Regions from separate parts of the Homo sapiens genome. Here region 2 is linked to region 1. Evidence: chromatin loops called from intact Hi-C (ENCODE). Cell type or tissue: heart right ventricle. All regions are shown on one strand. Links, peaks and the distances in the headings refer to the core of each region. The heading gives the core; the rest is flanking DNA.

Region 1 (4,386 bases), core at 200-4,199:
GCACAGCACGGAACCGCATGCCCTGCACACCTGTGCACCTGCCACACTGCTTCCTGCCCAGCCAGATGCTGCCATATCAGCTCCCTGCTTGCTGCCTGCATGGCACTCAGCAGCTCTGGCCTTGGCCTTAGCACTGATGGGCTTGCCATCTGCAGCCTTCCTTCCTTCCGGTCCTGCTGTGCCCTGAGAGCCTCCTGCTGCATGGTGTATGATAGGTGCCCAATAGGTGTTGGCGGATTAATTAGTCCAGTTGGAACCCTCTGTAACCACCACATGACCAGATGCTCTGTGTGCTACAGAGGACACAGGATTAGTGGATACAAGAAATACTTCCTGAGGGTAGCCCCAAATGAAGTCTTGACACAGGTCGATCTCCACCCCTCAGCGTGGGTAGAAACTGGATCTTTGCTTTCAGAAGGTTGAGACGGGTGCAGAATAAACACCTTGTGGTACCTTCCAGCTCTGACCTTCTAGGGCCTACTGGAATTTGGGGGGCGGGGACACATTCTCCAGTGTCATCACAGAGAGTATGCACATTCCTGCAAGGGCGTCTGGAGTCAGTTCATTCCATGCAAGCTTTACCCTGTAGACAACTGCCACTCCTGAATGTGGTCCAGAAACAGCAAGTACAGGCATGCGTCCTGCCACAGCTGACGCACGGCAAGCCCTCCCTGCTGTGTGTGGGGAGGACGGGCGCCTTCCTGTCACCCACAGGCTCTGTGCATCCTCCCCAAGCACAGTGAGAGCTAGCCTGGGAGCCTGGGTCCCACCAGCATCTCTCCACAGTGGAAATCCATGTGGCCCTCACATGGGACACTGCAGTTGCAACTGAGTCTCCCCAACCTGCCCTGCTCACTTCATTCCAGGGCCAGCCTCTGAGCTTGTTGTTCAGCATGGCGGCTGGATCCTCCCAGGGTGAGGGAAGGGAGTGATGGAGTGAAGCCAAAAGGGGTCAGAGGGGCTCAAACAAAGGCCAAGCGGCCCTTTCCAGGTTGGCGTATGGGCCCAGTGCTTTTGAGGTTGATCCAGGATAAGCCCTCTTCAGCCTCCAGATGAATGGTACCTCTTCCGGCTGTTCCTGAAATGTCAAAATGGGAGGTCTGCGTATCCTAACAGACATGTCTCCGATGCATTTTGCAGAGGTCCTGCCATGTGCCAGATGCTATGCCAGTGCTCGGGCACAGAGAGGCTCCAAGACACAGTTCCTGCCCCTGAGGAGCCCACAGGCTAGTTGGGAACATTTCGGATTTCAGGAACCAATAGTACCATGCACAAGGGCCCAAGGGCCACCAGTGACCCAGAGGAGTGCCCCAAGTTCAGTGGAGCAAACAGGGATTTCCGGCTGAAAGAAACAAGGAAGGGCTTGTGAGGAAGGGTCTGCCTAAGGCCAGATTCTCAGGAGTTCCCCAGTGTCACTTTGTTTTTTTTTATCTTAGTAGCATAGAAAATACAGGCCATTAGGAGATGGCGACTGCCCCAAGGGTACGGCTGTCCTTTTGTAGAATGAAGTGCCAGGCATTGCCCACATATGACCTGCCTTACTCCGCCTACCCCCAGGGGTGAGACTTCTCAGGGCTGGCCTTGCTCCCCAGGCCCTGGGAGGGACCACAGAGGGGCTCAGCAGTGACGAGCCAGGCTTCCCCACCCGATCCACTGGGCAAGCGACGGGGATGTCAGGCCGAGACAGTCCTCAGCGATGACCTGCCCTAACTCCCCTCCTTCCAGGGGCAGGTCTGGGCCCTTCCATGAGTGCAGAGCAGAGGTGGGAGCTTCCTGGCCAGGCCGACATAAGGAAAGGGCCTGCTGCCTCTGGGAGGATGCTCTGGTGCCCACAGAAGGCGTCAGTGTGGATGGGGGCCTGCAGTGGACGGGCATTGAGGTGTGGAGGAGAGTCTGAGAAGATCTCTATCAACCACCAGAGAGCCAGGAAGCACCCCCTAGGAGGAAGGGTGAAAATCCGTGTCTACCCAGAGCTCACCAAGGCACTGGTTATGCTGTGCCCAAAGACCCGGGACCCAACGTAGGCATTGTTCGCAATAAGACCTACCCCCAGAGCATGCCTGTGAGGCCACGCCAGGTGGGCAGGACGGCCGCTGGCCGAGGCTTCTCATCAGTGCATGGGTGGAGAGGGAAGCCCAGCCTGCCTGCACGCTATGACGCTATTGTGTACACAGGGAGGCAGGACCAGCCCCAGCACTGAATGTTCAGGTCAAGCTGATAGTGCCTGTTGGGGACCTCAGCCTGGGAAGGTGACAGAGAAGACCTAGGTTGCCCTCTAGCTCCAGGATTCAGAGCTCTAGAGGCCGGGAAAATGCAGGGCTGGTCAGCCAGGAAAATGCAGGTCTGGTCAGCATCGTCAGCATCGAGTCAGCTGCCTGTCAGCCTCGTCGATGCCGAGGTATGAACTGATCTCAAATGGGCAGGATCTTCCACTCCCTGGTTGTCTGGTGAGGGTGGCCTGTGAGTGCACAGTCACCACCAGCCTCAGTGCCAGGCACAGTGCAGCACACACACACGCGTAGACCAGAAAAGCAGGCAGTCCTCACTTCTCTACAGGCATTCCAAGAACCTGTGCTTGGGGCAGGGTGCTTCGTTTCTGTGGTGTTCATTTCAATCTCCTGCAAATCTCTGCAAGTTAATTGCTTTAAAAGAAAATGAAAAGAAAAAAACTGCTCCAATGGTGTTCTGTGTAAAAGTGCTTTAAAATCTATGCTAAGACCCAGGATTTATGAAGTAATTAAGTGATCTGACTGATGCGCTAGCTCCAATAATACCTCCTGTCAGATTGAACGTGGCTTAGGTAATTAGTTTTAAAGCCATTTTTAAAGGTTGAGTAGCACATCAGTCATCCATTTTCCTCTTCAGTTCCCAGGCCAAGGATCTGGGTCCTCCCAGGATCACTCTCTTCCAGGAGGCAATTTAGGAATGGAATCGAGTGTGAATCCTGCTTTGCAGTCTTGCAGCATTTGCAGATACTAACAGCTCTTCATTTATTCCTGCACACCTATATTATTTATTTATTTATTTATTTATTTATTTATTTATTTATTTATTTTGAGACAGTCTCGCTCTGTTGCCCAGGCTGGAGTGCAACGGCGCAATCTCGGCTCACTGCAACCTCTGCCTCCCAGGTTTAAGCGATTCTTCTGCCTCAGCCTCCCAAGTAGCTGGGATTACAGGCATCTGCCACCACATCTGGCTAATTTTTTTTTTTTTTTTTTTTTTTTTGTAGTTTTAGTAGAGACAGGGTTTTGCCATGTTGGCCGGGCTGGTCTTGAACTCCTGACCTCAGGTGATCTGCCCACCTCGGCCTCCGAAAGTGCTGCAATTACAGGGTGAGCCACTGCACCCAGCCCAGCACACCTTTATTGAACTCTACTTAGCTCCAGATTTGGGAACACTAGGACCTTGCCCCTGCAGTGCACAGTGTGGGTGTGGAAGAGGGGGCAGCTTCCACCGTGGGTGAGCTTGCTACTCCAGCCGTTACGCACAGAGCCTGCAAGGCTACGAACGGAGCTGGCAACGGTGCAGGCAGAGCTGGGGCGATGGCTCGTCCTGCAGAACATCTGTCGGAGAAGTTTGGCTGCATTTAAGAGAGTTGCCATCCAAAATGCCCGAGATTTTAAGTTTGGACCCAGAATGCAGAAAGTGTCTATTCTCTGAGAAACATGTATGCTTCATTCTCCCACGTCAGACATCAGACAGGCCTGGGGTTGGATCCTCCTGCCTCCGCTTTTCCTGTCTCTCTGGCCTCTGCGCTGGGTCTCCTCTCCTGTAAGATAGGGCTGTGCAGAAGTGAGACCCAGACCAAGTCACTGAAGAGAGGAGCCTTCCCAGCCCGCCCTTCTTGCCTCGGAGCCTACGTTGGTGGTTGCACCTGAACGACAAGGCAGAGCCTGTGCACCTGCCAAGGTCAGGCCAGCCTCCCCACCCAGGGCCACATCCCGCTCGGCACCCTCAGGTGCAGGAAGGTCCCTGCACCTCCTCATGACCTGGGGCCCCCATGGGCATGCCGGATGCATGCAAAGTGCTCTGCAGGAATCGAGCTTGGCTTTGTCAGCACTAAGGGGCATCTGCATGGTGTTCTCCTGTTCATGCAGCACACACTTACCTTGTCTGCACACCTGCCCCATGCCGGGTCTGCTGGGTAGGCATGGGTGTGAGGGGTGTTTCCTTGTTCTTCACTTCTTCCACCCCAAGAGCCCAGCTGAGTGTGCCCTGCAGGCAGTTTGACCAGGGCTATGTACAGGGCCCAAACTTTACTGAGTTGGCCTAGCCCTCCCTTTGTAACCAGGAGCCTACCTAAGGTGCTGGGGCACCTCCCACAGTCTTCCCCTGCCAGGGAGAATTGTGAGACATCAATGTCTAAATAGAAAAAATAATCAG
Region 2 (4,386 bases), core at 190-4,189, 220 kb before region 1:
AACAGCCTCAACTGGAAACTACCCAGGTGTTCTTCAGTGAGTGAATGGTTAGACAAATTGTGGTACAGTCATACTATGCAATACTACTCAGAAATAAAAAGGAGTGAACTGCTGATACATGTAAAAACTAGGATGAATATCCAGGATGAATATTATGCTGACTGAAAAAAACCCAAAAGGTTACCTACTGTATGAGTCTATCTATGTAACAGCCTTGAAATGATAAAATTATGGGAATGGAGAACATATAATGAATTAGCAATTGCCAGGGTTTAAGGACTGAGTGTGGCGGGGGTGGGGGCTGGAGGGAAGTATATGTGGCTGTAAAAGTAAAACATGGAGGACTCCTGTGCAGATGGAAATGTTCTGTATCTTGACTTTATCAATATCAATTTCCTGGTTGTGATATTGTACTATAGTTTTGCAAGATGCTACCACTGGGGGAAACTGGGTAAAGCGTTCATTGTATCTTTCTATATTATTTCTTACAGCTGCAGAAGAACCTATGATTAGCTCAAAATAAAAAGTTTAATTTTTAAAAAAAGCAAAAGAAATGCAAAATTATGTAGTTGTGCTAAATAGTGTTAGACACAAGGCCATGGTGACTGCCACAAGAATTATCCCTAACATGTCTGGATGGAAGTGGAGATGTGAGCCCAAGGCATGTATCAGTTACATGGTGAATGCTCCAAACAGGTGTGGAAAGCCTTCTAAAGTGGAATTCCAAGTAAGTAGGATGGGCACTGGTGTGACGTCTTATCCCAGTTCTGTCTCAAGTCAGAGAAGCAACCATGAGTATAGCTGTTGGTACCTCTGAGCAGCAAGTAACAGAATATAACACTATCTCATATGATGCAAGTACTATTATCTAACCTATCAGGAAGCAGAGAGGTGGGCAGTTTCACAGTGGATCCTTCGTTCTAAGTTGGCTTTTTTGGGATTCTCTGGTCTGATAGTTGCAGCAGCTTGAAGCAGCACTGCCTGACGCCATGCACACAAAGCTGGAGAAAAGGAGACAGCAAAAATGGAACATTTTCCCCCTTGCCCCTCTCTAATCAGGGTAAAAAATGAATCCATAATTTCCTAGAAGACTTATCCTTGTGTTTCATTGGCCAGAACTGGTCACATGCTCACCTCTACCCTTACCCCTCAACTCACTGGTGGAGGGACTCATAATTCACTCCTCGTTCCTGAGCACATTGTCGTCAGACACTATTCTCTTAGCAAGAAACGATAGAGAAGAGGTGTTAGCTGGACATGAAACAGGCCTGCTATAGTGGAAAGTTGGCCACTGCCCTGTGGAATGTTCTGAGCCTTCCATGTGAAGAGTCTGTCCTGTCTTCCCTCTGCTCTGTTGGAGAGGCTCTCCATGGGTGTGTGTGTGTGTGTGTGTGTGTGTGTGTGCGCGCGCGCGCGCGCATGCACTCACGCACGCATTTCTGGGTCTTGTGGGCAACTTTTACCATGGCCCCTGTTCCATCCAACCAGAGGAGAAGGTTACATCTAAAGAGAATGGGAGCTCTGCCTATAAGCGGTCTCTGGTGACCTGTGAAAGTGGTTTACTGTTCACTTGACGCAGAAAACCCCCACAAAATCATGCACATCAAGAGTTTTAAATCTTTGTGTTCACTTTAAGAACACTCCTAGACCATGACAGGTGTGTGTATCTGGAAAGCCACCAAGTGTCTGAAAGGTGTATCTTAACCGAAGCAATGTGTGTCATTCTGTCTTATGATGGTGGAGTTGAGAGGTGTGCCCAGGCCAACAGTAGGGCTGGATGCAGGGTCAGTGGCTCCAAAAGAGTGTGGAATTTTTGCCACAGTTGCTTAAAAATGCAGAGAGTAATGCTGAACTTAAGGGTTTAGATATAAATTCTCTGGTCAATGAACATCTCTAGGTGAACAAAGTACCCAAGATATTAGATACCAAGGATCCAAAAGAGTATGGAATTTTTGCCACACCTGCTTAAAAATGCAGAGAGTAATGCTGAACTTAAGGGTTTAGATGTAAATTCTCTGGTCAACGAACATGTCTAGGTGAACAAAGTACCCAAGATATTGGCACCACCATATTTACAGAACTCACGGTGGGATTAACCCATACATGAACTCCCATGAGGTGATCCTTGCTGAAGAAAAAAAGAAAATTTGTTCCCAAGCCAGAAAAGGAGGTTGCACAGAAGAAAATGTATCCCAGAAGAATCTGAAGAAACAAACATTTACGGCGTGGGAAGAAGTTCAGCATAAAATAGATGCAAATAAAAGACTTAAAAGGGAAGAAAAAGAATGGCACATCCTTGACCAGAATCGGACTCAGATATTTGCCCCTCCACCTACATCTCTAAGCCAGAGAAACAGAAGTTCTCAGGCCGTATCAGAACTTTTCTGTAGCAATAACAGTCCTGCTGAGGTGGCCCGAGGAGCTGAAACAGACGAGCTTTGACGAGTTTAGCAGAAATAAGGAAGAGATGAGCTGATTGTTGGCAAGTGCACCTCTTCTCTCTGTCTGAAGCGAGATCTTTGAGACATTCTTCATCCATTCCCCGGGGACCTAGGAAATGAGCAGAGTCCCCCTCTATGTGTGTGCTTTCATAGAAGTGCCCGTTACACTTCTCCCGCAATTTACGGGACCACATCTGGTTGGCTATCTTGGTCAGCTTTAGGATATTGGCTCGAAAAAGGGTCATAAATTTTATTTTCAATTTTGTTTCTGTGGCTTTTATACTTTAATATGCCCTTGCAGACGTGCCGAGTGTGATGTTCCGGTTAAGGAGAGAAATGGCTGCTAGAGAGGAGTGCTCCACCTGGGAAAGGGTTTTTGGTCTCAGAAAGAATCCCTCTCTCCTTTGCGGGGGTCAGGCCAAGTTGGGGCTCAAGTTAGTGAGTGCGTGGTGTGGCCTTGCCGGTATGTCTTTTGTCTGGCCAGCTGTCTTTAGGAGGCTAACCCTCCTTCCTTTTAGTTGGCACTGACCCCACCTCTGGTGACAGAGTTTGAGACGTGACTCAGATCCAGCCAGTCAGATAATTTGACCCTCCTTGGGATGGGGAGAGACCATCGAAGCTGGGCCAGTCATTGCCTTCATTGGAGCTGCTGGGCAACAGGCTGCCCACCCCCTGGGTCCAGCTATGCCTGAAGCGCTGTGCTTTCCTGGAAGTCCCCATGACTCAAAGCAATAAGTCCCCCACCTGCCCCTAAACTTATAAGCTATTGTGAGTTGGAATTCCATCACTTGGAAATGAGTCATGAGTGACAAATGAGTCTTGAATACAAATCTGGGGTGTATGTTCGGAGTTCCCCGGGACAGCAGCACTGGCCCCCGACTCCCAGTTCTTCCTCCACAGAGGGGTGTTTGAACAGTGTTGGAAGAGGCTTAGCCATTCCATTCAGCCCACACCTGCCACGACAATCCCAGGACAGTCCTTCTGGCCCAGCCTCCGTTTTCTCTCCTATAAAATGAGTTGCTCAACCTTGAGACCTGTGAGAATTAAGTGGGAAACCAGAAATAACTCAAAACAGCAACGTCTGACAATCCCTTTTCTCTGATTCCGAAGGTCAAAGAGCTCTGAAAGGAAGGTTTTTCCTAGCTTTTTTTGATGGCCAAAACCTGACCCCATCTAAATGAACTGCCATGCAGCTGTCTGTGAAAGTCAGTTCCCTTCCCCACTTTGTGTTTCCTTATATTCTTTGATTTCCTTCCCCCAGAGCACTTCCAGCCGCGCCATTCAGCAAACGGAACTGAGCCTCCTGCTCTGTGCAGGGAAGTGAGTCCATCCCTATCTCCTGCCTTCAAGGAGGTTAAAACCATGATCAAGAAGTGGGGAGGGGGGCAGGGGGTCAGCTGCTGGCTCCCCACGCACAGCCCCTTTGTGGGCTCTTTGTCTTTCTCTCTCTCTCTGTCTCTCTCTATCACTGCGTGTGTGTGTCTCTCTCTCCCCCCTGGCACAGTCACACAGACCCTCTACACAAGGGGACACACATGCACACACATATGTACCCCACACACATATACATATATACACGTTCCTGGGAGATATGATCAAAGTTATTTATGGGTTCAAAGGAGTGAGTCCTGGCAGGGGTGGGCACTGCGGTGAGTGTGGCAGATGTTGGACCACCGCCCCTCCACTCCAGCATCCTTGGGGATATCCTCTGGGGGGCTGGAAAGTTCAAGCCCACGTTTCTCAGAACCACTTGCCTCTGGGCTGTCAGTAAGGGCCTGACAGCCAGATGCATGTCACCTGGACAGGGAGGTGAGGCTGAGGTCTTGCTCCGATTGCTTTCATTCTGCTCTGACCACAGAGATGGTGGCGAAGGCACTTGGTTTTCTGCAGCGGTGGAGGCAACAGTGTCATGCCTGTGGGAGGCAGGCAGAGGGCGTCTGTGTGG

Evidence for each region. Hi-C counts contacts between places; a loop is a spot of excess contacts. Peaks named below come from ENCODE experiments on the same cell type or tissue, not always from the same donor. Only the 100,000 strongest peaks of a DNase experiment are listed, where the experiment ranks them.
Region 2: it touches region 1 in a loop (11-fold over the local background); 4 of 110 quality-filtered maps call a loop at or near these places.

The regions. Positions count from the first base shown.
Region 1 is chr15:101,355,348-101,359,733 of GRCh38, reverse strand. The region is part of intron 13 of PCSK6 (proprotein convertase subtilisin/kexin type 6); the gene reads left to right. Among named protein-coding and RNA genes, the nearest start is that of PCSK6-AS1, 23 kb to the right of the region's middle. RefSeq lists enhancers at 1-630, 1,575-2,518. In heart right ventricle, for the core only: a CTCF peak has its summit at 2,294; DNase peaks (open chromatin) are centred at 591 and 2,183; H3K27ac peaks cover 2,608 bases.
Region 2 is chr15:101,578,737-101,583,122 of GRCh38, reverse strand. No RefSeq gene overlaps it. Among named protein-coding and RNA genes, the nearest start is that of LINC02348, 33 kb to the left of the region's middle. RefSeq lists an enhancer at 2,634-3,833. In heart right ventricle, for the core only: no CTCF peak of the experiment used is centred there; no DNase peak of the experiment used is centred there; H3K27ac peaks cover 552 bases.